Linked DNA regions of Homo sapiens: region 1 is linked to region 2. Evidence: chromatin contacts called from ENCODE Hi-C data. All regions are on one chromosome and are shown on one strand. Each heading gives the region's core, a stretch centred on a gene start or an enhancer-like site at or near the end of the contact. The rest is flanking DNA. Distances are from core to core; before and after follow the strand shown.

Region 1 (5,410 bases), core at 2,392-4,891, 5.2 Mb after region 2:
TCACGATTTTAGTGTGCATTTCAGACCTTTCCTGTACCTCCAGAGTTATATACAAATTGTAATCATTCATTGATATGTATTGTTACAAGCGTAATATGTACAGCTGGCCCTCTGGATCCACAGGTTCCAAAACTACGGATTCAACCAACCTCGGGTTTGAAGTATTAGGGGAAAAACCCAAAGATAATAAGACAACAATAAAAAATAATGGAAGTAAAAGCAATACAGTATACCAACTATTTACATAGGATTTCCATTGTATTAGATATTATAAGTAATTGAGAGATGATTTAAAGTGTATGACAGGATGTGTATAGGTTATATGCAAATACTATGCTATTTTATATCAGGGACTGGAGCAGCCTTAGATTTTGTTATTTATTGGGGGCCCTAGAACCAATCCCCTACCAATACCAAAGGACAACTGTTACATCATAAGCTCTTATTACTTAACATTCATTATTCATTCATTCAGCATATATTTATTGAGCATCTATGTTAGCCAATATCATGCTAGGTTCTGAGAATGGAAAGGTGAATAAATTGTCTGTTCCTTAACAAAATTTACTGATATGGTTTGTCTTTGTGTCCCCACCCAAATCTCATCTCAAATTATAATCCCCACGTGTTGAGGGAGGGGCTTGCTGGGAGGTGATTGGATCATGGGGGTGGTTTCCTCCATGCTGTTCTCATGATAATGAGGAGCTCTCACGAGATCTGATGGTTTAAAAGGGGCAGGTTCCCCTGCGTGCACGCTCTCTCTCTCTCCTGCTGCCATGTAAGACATGCCTTGCTTCCTCTTCACCTTCTTCCATGATTGTAAGTTTCCTGAGGCCTCCCTAGCCCTGTGGAACTGTGAGTCAATTAAACCTCTTTTATTTAGAAATTACCCAGTCTCAGGTAGCATCTTTATAGCAGTGTGAAAACTAATATGCTTACAATATAGTGGGAGAGAATGTCACTAAAGAAAGAATATTTCCAAGAAGTATACAATTATAGATTATGTCAAGTTCAGACAACTGTAAACAATGTTCTGAATATCCATCTGTGAAAGGAAAGGGTGATGGCTATGATGGCAAGATACCATGGCATGTTTATTATTGATGGGAATGAGCCAGTAGAAAGAGGTTAAAAATACAAGAGCAAGAGAAGGGAATCCTGGATTTATAGAAAGCTTCCTTAGAAGGAAGAAGCCGGAGAACAAGTTAAAGGGTTGGCTTCAAATAGAAGCGAACTGCCTCAACTGAAATAAGCAAGAGTGAGGATGACTGAAAATATACCTTAGTTTGTAGATTCAGAGGTTTGAAGAATTGCCAAAATATGGGACAATGTCATCTGCCTAGAGCAAAGGAGTATATTGGAAGTTCTGAGGTTTGAAGAGAATGGAGTTTTTAAGTAGTAGTTTGGGGAAAGCATGCTGAATAGAGAAGGGCAGTAACTGGGCATGCTTCATTAAGAACCTGTATTCTGTCATGTGGGGCAGATTCTAAATATTTTCAGCTCTCTTACTGCAGGCAAGATAAAGGCAAAGGAGTAGGTATTAGAAGAGAGAGACAAACTTCTAGAGGGAACTAAATTTTTGAAGAGGATTGTCTTCCAACTGGGAAGAGAGGGAAAGCTTTTTGAGGGGAGTAGATCTGAGCTGGGCAAGAGAACACACTTGCTAGAGAAAGAAAATGGCCAGAGAGAGAAAAGGGGAGAAAAAAGTCTGGGGGAGATGGAGATAAAAGCAGAGTAGTGGGGGATTTCTGGCCTAGGTGCAGGAATGTCCTTTTATCTTCCAAAGTAAATGTGGTCACAGTAATATTAACAGTTTGTCATCTGATGTTGTGAAATTGTTTCCATATATTATTTAGACTCTCAGACCTGACAATCTATGGAGGAATTCCCAGGCATCTTTAGCTGCTACAGAGATGCATGAATGAAGGACAAGTATATTATCCTCCACACATTAGAAGAGAGGCTCCAGGGAGCAACAGGAGGCAAAAGTTCTTCTTTTCTTTTTTTTTTTTTTTTTTTTTGAGATAGTCTTGCTCTATCACCCAGGATGGAGTGCAGTGGCATGATCTTGGCTCACTACAACCTCCACCTCCCAGGCTCAAGTGATTCTCATGCCTCAGCCTCCCGAGTAGCTAGGGTTAAAGGCACATGCCACCACACCTAGCTAATTTTTTTTATTTTTAGTAAAGACTGGGTTTCACCATGTTGGCCAGGCTGGTCTTGAACTCCTGACCTCTAGTCATCTGCCTGTCTTGGCCTCCCAAAGTGCTGGGATTACAGGTGTGAGCCACACTGTGCCCGGCCAACATTTATCATTTGTGTTGAGACTATCCCAACCTTTCTCCTCTATTTTGAAATACAAAATAAATTATTGATTACTATAGTCACCCTACTGTGCTGTGGAACGCTACAACTTATTCCTTCTGTCTAACCATATTTTCGCTCCTTTTAACTTCTCTTCATCTCCTTCTCCCTCCTTATCCTTCCCAGCCTCTGGTAACCACAATTTTACTCTCTATCTCCATGGAGTCAACTTTTTTTTAGCTCCCACATATGAGCACCAAACTTCAATGTAAGACCCAAAACTATGCAGCTATTCCAAGAAAACGATTTGAGAAAATGCTTGAAAATGTTGGTCTGGGCAATGATTTTTTTTTTTTTTTTAATTAAGACTTTCTGAAGAAAAGGGCATACTTTTCACTGAAAAAGTTTGAGTTTTTTAAATGAGCAGATACTCATGCATTACTAGTGCAGCCAAAAATTATCAAAAGTAGGGAAGAATGCAAAATAGCGTGTGCCTCTTAACTAAAGAACTGTTAAGATACAAAACTTGGCTCTTTGCTGCCTTTCCCGCACTGCCAAGAGGGAAACATGAATTAGTTACATTGCCGTGGTGCTCACTGGGAGTTCGCTGTATGGACCAGATGGGTACTGCTCCGAATTTCCATTCAAGTCTGACATTCTTTTGTCAGCGTTTGTGTAACCGGTTTTCCTTGCATTCAGAGGAAAGACAGCATGGAAGTATGGATGGGAAGGTTGAGACGATTGGATACTGTATGGTAACCTCGATCGCAGCTCTCCTATGAGACTTGCTTCTTGGATTCTGAGTCACTTAAGCTTGCCCCTTCTCTTTCCTGACCCTCTTCCGTTTCCCCTTAGATTGGAGATTCTCCTCAGATTCTAAGTCTCTGAAATTATTAGTGTTGGCAGCCCCTGGGCCCATGGAGGGGTCTCAAGTCTTCAGTTCTCAAAGATCACCTTTTAAGCTTCATTCGGAACATGACACAGCCACACGAGTCCTAGCCCTGAATCTCACGAAGACCTCAGTACACCTGGAAAAGGCAGCACACCCAGTTACGACACTACTAGAGACGTCACACGCCTCAGCACCCATCCGCTCCCAGCCCAGAACGAGCGCACGCGCAGAACGAGAGAGCGGCCACCCAGGGATCGGCGCTATCTGCACAGCGGTTACAGTCTCGGAAAGGCCTGGCTTCTTCGTGGCTTTGTGGAGATCCCTTACAGCGGCCATTTGATTAGCACCCGAAGAGATTCAAAGGAAGCAGTTGTTCCGTCCCCAACATATTTCCGTTTCAAACCACCCACTTCCGGTTTTTCAGCCGGTTCCGGTCCCGCCCTTCACTTCCGGTCGCTTTCGGTCTCTCAGCGGCCGGTTTCTGCGTCCGCTGCCGCAGGTTCCACCGCGCTCCAGGTGAGGGGTTGCGGGGCACCCTGGCGCGCTGCCCTTGGAGACGCTGTTGGGGCTCGGGGACAGTGGCTTTGCGGCCCGCGCGGCGTGGCTTGCACTGCGGCGGGCTGGGGATAGTGTCTGTCCTAGTCTGACGCCCAGGCCCCTAGCCCCGGCCCGCTTAGTCGCGGGGGCCGCTGTCCTCCCATCCAGCAGTCTAGCCTATTTGGAGGGCTTTCTGTTTCCCAGTGGGTTTTGCGTCCCCAAACTTCATTCCTCCGTCTTCTCAGGCTTGTCCATCCCTCCCCTCAACCTCCTTGTTGAAGGCATCCCGGCCTTTTTGGTTCTGGAGCCTCCACCTGCCTCCTAATGCTCCCCTAAGTCAGTTAGCACAGCCCCCGACCCTGCACCACCTCGCAGTTGTTGCTGGTGTGCGGTTCTCGCCGGAGTTCTTAGTGCTTCACGGTTATCTTTTGCTGGGATTGTTGAAAGTTAACCTCCCGTTAATTCCCAAAGTGTTACTTTTACTGCTATACTTTAAAATTTCTTCATTTGCCACTTTTTAGGTTTGTGGTCCCGGGCAAGTTTAATTTCTTTTCAGGATTCTCATTTGTATAATGAGGACAACAGCTGTTGGTTCAGGATTGTGAAGCTTCAATGAGATAATTGTTTAGCATGTTTTTATTCCATCATGAACACCATTTGTATTGTGTTTTACAGTTTACAAAGTGCTGTCACAGGTGTTACTTCATACCTTAACACTACTCCTGTCCAGTGAATATTAGTAGCCTCATCTTGTTGAGAAGACTGAGGCCAAGAGGTGGATTGACTAGGCAAAGTCAACACAGTATGTTAGGTAGAACTCCAACCTAAACAGCTATTCTTGACCCTAGGTTGACCATATGGAAGTGTATTCTTTGCTTGCTTGTTTGGGTTTGCCAACTTCACTCCTCCCCACACCCCAAATCATTTTTCAGCTTATAAATCTGATGGGATCTGAAATGATACAAAATACTAAGAAAGAAGGTTAAATGTGAAAGCAAAATAGCTCATGCATTTATATCACACTGCTTCATTGGTGTGAACGGTCTTAATGATGAAATAAGGTTCAGTAACTTTTAAACAAATCTTAAAGACATATGCATTTACAATTTTTATGGTGTTTGTTTCGCTTGGCCCTTTAAGGCATTTGCCAACTTGGAATTTCCACTTGTGGGATAGGTGCTTCGTAACGTTTTTATGCTGCTTTATTAACCATATAGAGCCCATGCCCTCTGGCACATTTTTTTTAAGGCTGAAAACATTGAAGAGCCTGTAGTACTGACTCTCAAATTTGAGCATTCATCAGAGGTGAGGAGGACTGACCTTGTTAAAACACAGATTCCTAGGTCCCTTCTCTCCACCCCAATTACATTTCTACCAAATTACCAAGTGAGGTCAATGCTGTTCGTTAGCCCAGGGACCATGCTTTGAAAACCACTAGTCTAGAAGAGCAATCACTTGTCCAGGGTCACCTGGAACTCAGATGATTTCACTCCAAACTCTGCACTACTACGCATCACAATATATGCGATATTAGTGCTGGTTGCCTTTCTAGCTCTCGTAGGATTCCCTTTTATTCTTATGTCTTACAGAAAATATTTAAACTGTATTTCAGTTTAACTCAAAAGGTCCACTTTTAATTGAAGAATATAACATTTGTTATAGTTCTGTCTAAAATGG
Region 2 (4,783 bases), core at 1,598-4,097:
TCTTTTAATTGTCTTCATTGGGCCTTTCAGAGCAAGTCTTTAATTTTAATGAGGTATAATTTATCAATTTTTCCTTTTACTTATTGTCCTTAAAAATCTTACTAGTTATTAATCATTCCTACCTCAATTTTTCCAGGACATCATGAAATTTAAGCCATCAGATTGGCTTTATGTCAGATCAACTTTTGAATACCAGTGTTACTCAATTCAATTCCTTCCAGATGTAGAGCTCTTTGGCAATTAAAGCCAAGATACTATTGGTGTCTCTACAAAGAACAGACACTAGTTTCCAGGATAACCAAGGATTATCAGAGTAGAAATCAATACATCTCACACATATGTACACACACGCTGTAGGTATGTACTGATATGTACTAAGTGCAGAATTAGACCCAACCCATGCTATCAAAATGTTTCTAATGTATTAGAAAAGAAAGGCATATTAAAACTAAGGCAGACTGGATGCAGCACTATAACAGGTGCTGCATTCAGTCCAACACACAAAATGCTGAAACATCCCTGCCAGACCATCCAACACACAAAATGCTGAAAAAAAACAGAACTCCATTAGAATCAGACAACGTAATTCATGAACAAAGTACCTGAAATAAGCCTAGAGTAGTGGTCACAAACTGGGAATTTAAGTGCCAAATCCAGCCTACAGATGTTTTTATTTGGCCTGCACAGTATTTAACCTTTGCAAAAACTAGATGCCAACATTTAAAAATCAGACTTCATATAAAAATATAGGCTTCCAACTTCTAACTTGTAAAATTAAAAGATCTAGCAACACCGGGCCCACATTCAACTCTGTAATAACTAGCTTGTGCTAAATAGCCGCTGGGCCCTTTTAGCTAGGGCAGTTGCTCTCCAGCTCCCTACAATCCCCCACGCAAATCCACTTCACTCAAATTATGCTACCTGATTAACCTCTGTAGGCATCTGAGTTGGCAACACCTGCCTTAAAAGAAGCTTATGATTTTGACAGATGATGATGCCAATGACAGGATTCAAGGATATGGAAATAACATGAGGGTACAGCCAAAGGCCTGAGGTCTGACAGTATGGAACATGGACAGTTACAGTAGGGAGTAGTTACCATGGCAGAGAGAAGAACAATGGGAAGGCATGAAGCTAGAAAGGTAGATTAAGACAACACTATGGAGTTCAGAATATATGGGCATATAATATAAACACATTACACATTTCCAAAACACATAGAGAAAAAATCCAGATACAACTACTCACTGACATACAAACCAACTTAGAAGTAGCCATTCATTCACTCGCAAACATTTTTTGAGTACCTACTACGTACCAAGTAGTACCACAGTACCTGTGGAGATAGAGAACTAATGTAAGCCATTCACTCCAAGGGCCTATCTAATAGGAAAGACGAGACAGTTTTTGCACAAAGTTCAATTAATGTTTTGTGTATATGAATAAATGTTTCCTATCTTTTCCTTATGCTCTCTCCAGGTTGCAACGCATCATTATCATCATCATAAATATATACAGTATACTATATGTAGAATATATAATATACATATTACATAAATTCATATAATTCCATGAAAGACTGGAAGGACATACTCCAAAATATATTTTTAAAGACAGGGTCTCGCTATGTTGGCCAGGTTGGTCTTGAACCCTAGGCCTGGCCTCAAGCAATCTTCCCCTGCCTCAGCCTCCCAAAGTGCTAAAATTACAGGCGTGAGCCACCATGCCCTGCCAAAACAGTCCCTTTACTAAAATATTAAACACTGGTTATCTCTATTCTTTCATTTGTGCCAGATATTTGAGCTAAGCCAGAAGAGAATTTTTTATGGTGATGGTTGTTTATATTATCATTACTATCGTTATTAGAATGACTGTACCATCTCTTTCCTCAACTCATTCATAATCTAGGAGAAAGGTTAAAAAAAAAAAAGGAATAAACACCAAGTACGTGGAACTGCACTATTTAGTGTTTTTGTAAGTCTTCCAGGCATTGTGTAGTAAGCGTGTAGAAATAATTGTAGTTTCTCCTCCAGTTATTTTCTCAGTTGGAGGAGAAAGATTCCAATAACTGTAAATAAATACGGCTGAGCCATATTTTTAAGAAATAAAAACGCATACGCTTACACACACACATATATATTACGTATATATACACTCCACCCGCCCCATTTACCAAAATGAAGAGCAGTACAGCTTAGTAGCTAAGAGCACGGGCTCTGGAGTTTACTTTCTTCCTGTCCTGCAGCGATTGTGGGGAAGTCAGGTCACCTGTCTGCCTCTCCGTTTCCTCATCTGTCAAATGGAGTTCTGGGTCCCTATAAAGATTCAGTGACGCGATATGTGAGGGGCTTGGAACAGTGACCGGCACGTAACCGCCCACAGGTTAACAGCTGCTATCACTTGGTGGGGTGATGGTTTGTATCCTATCGTTATTAATACGGCTGTCTCTAGATGAGCAAACATGCGCTCTCACTTCTTCCCACATTCAAGAATGGGGTCCCAAACGAGAGATTCGACGTAAACGTCCGCTCCCAACTAAGTTCTCAGGCGCTGACAACGACAAGAATTCCTCACACAAACGTAGCGCTTCAATCACTAAACCGCTTTCACAGCCCTCGACCCTGCCGCGAGATGTCCGCCGCCCACCGTCAGGTCACCGCCTCCCTAACGACTTCGGCTGCCCGGGCCCTGCCCCTGAACCTCGCACCCCTCCTGCCTCGTTCAGGAAGCTCCGCACCTATCCGGCCGCCACCCTCAGCACAGCCACGGCAGCCGACTCGGCGTTCCTACTGCCCCGGAAGTGCTCCTTCAGCGCAGAGGCGTGCCGGTGTGTCCGAGAAAACTTCCGAGTTAAGCCGCCGCTGAGGCCGGAAGGAGCTAGACGGCGGTCGGGTAGGTGACGGCTTGGTTGGGGTCGCTGCGAGGGGACTACTAGGAGCGCCGAGGCGTGAGTCGTAGCCTGTGGCTTGGGGTCGGGAGTGCAGGAGGCGAAAATGTTTGCCATTCTTTTGAAAGTCTGGCCTGGGTGTGGGAGTTCGGTCATCGAACACTTACTGAGAGCCAGATACCTGCCAGGCACTGCCCTGGGCTCCAGGGACACATCAGTCAACGAACGGAAGGGCCCTGCTCTCAAGCAGTGCGAAAAGCAGATTATAAACAAGTCAACAAACGGGATTATCTAAGGTGGTAGTAAGTGCTGTAAAGAAATTTAGACTGGATAATGTGATGGAACGAAGTGGGAGAGTAATAAGCCGTATGAAAATCTGGAATAGAGCATTCCAGGCAGAGAGAATAGCGCGTGCAAAGGCCATATAGTGGGAACAAACTTAGCAAAGTCAAGGAAAAGACAAAGGCCACTGGCTAGAGCAAAAGGAGCAAGGTGAGAATGGAGAGAGATGAGGCCAGGGACTTGAGCCCAAATCTTGTAAGGCTTATGAGCAAGGATAAAGAGTTTGATTTTTGTTTGGAATCCAGTGGAAAACCATTGAAGGTTTCTAAGCAGATGAATGACATGATCTGATTTATGACTCTAAGATTACTCCTGGGACCTCATCAGAAAGATGCAACTCTTCTGTTGCCCTCGAGCAGTGAAAATGCATGAAATCCAGACTGACAGAGCTAGTAAAATATTAAAATCAATCTTATTGTACAGATAAGAAAAACTGAATCCCAGAGAGGTGAAGGGACTTAGCCTTTAAGAACTCATGTTTTCCAACTCCATTTAATGCCCTCGGAATTATCATCTTAATTCCCAGATAAGAGTAATTGTCACTTCTAAAACTCTTCAGATATTTTCCTTTGCTTTTGACAGTGGTTCTCTAAATTTAGGTTCATCAATATCACCTGGAAGCTTGTTAAAATTCCAAAAAACAACAACAAAAAAACCCCTGCTTAAATATAAAATGGATCATTTCCTCTGATTTTCTGTTGTAATGGAAAATGCATAGAATTTGGGGCTAAAGTATGGAATCTTGGGAAGCCACTTATTTTTTAAATGCTGCTGATAATTATAGCAGCAGTTCTCAAACTTTTTGATCTTAGAATTTCTTTATACTTTTAAAATGTATTGAGAACTTCAAAGGGTTTTTGTTTATAATAGCTATCAATATTTACTATTTTAGAAAACAACTTTCAACAAAGGTTATTCATTTTAAAATAAACTCATTATATGTTAACATAGATAGCATTTCTGTAAAGGATATTTTCCAAAATGAAAAATTATTGAGAATGGCATTGTTTTACATTGTTACAAATCTCTTTAATGTCTGGCTGAATAAAAGACAGCTAGATTTTCGTAACTTCTACCTTCATTCTCTTACAATATCAATCATCATGTAACTTTTAGAAAATTGTGCCATATTGTGTGAGAATGTGAGTGAAAAAGGGATATGTCCTAATATTATGTAAATTGTTTTGAAACAGTGTCAGGGACACCCAGGAGTTCCTGCACCACACTTTTGAGAATTACACTGAATTACGGTGATTGTCATGCCAGTAAAAGAAATATGAGTTTGATTTGTAAATCAATAAACCTATATGCACATTAAAAATGCAGATGCCCAGGCATCCCCTAGAGATCCCAATTCAATAAGTCTGTGGGGTCAAGAAATCTGCATCTTTAACAAGCACCACAAATTAATTTGATATAAATGGTCTGAAAATTACAGAGTGAGAAAACCAGTCAAATGATTCTCTAGAGTGTTCTGCCTACTAAAACTCAAGATAGGTGTCTTTCTTATCTTCACCTCTCTCCATCAATAGTTTCCAGAGCCTGAAGCTCTGG

What was found. A loop is a pair of places that touch in the nucleus more often than their neighbours do. Pooled maps may share reads with other maps.
Region 1: a pooled map shows a loop between it and region 2 (12-fold over the local background). The contact joins the promoter of UBLCP1 here to the promoter of MFAP3 in region 2. A Hi-C loop is called at or near these places in 5 of 50 pooled maps.

The regions. Positions count from the first base shown.
Region 1 is chr5:159,259,649-159,265,058 of GRCh38, forward strand. UBLCP1 (ubiquitin like domain containing CTD phosphatase 1) reads left to right here and starts at 3,642. Exons shown (of 11, transcript NM_145049.5): 1 at 3,642-3,712. RefSeq lists enhancers at 2,867-3,374, 3,209-3,278, 3,309-3,618, 3,375-3,882.
Region 2 is chr5:154,036,120-154,040,902 of GRCh38, forward strand. It overlaps MFAP3 (microfibril associated protein 3), which reads left to right and starts at 2,848. Exons shown (of 3, transcript NM_005927.5): 1 at 2,848-2,892. FAM114A2 (family with sequence similarity 114 member A2) reads right to left here and starts at 2,791. Exons shown (of 14, transcript NM_018691.4): 1 at 2,738-2,791.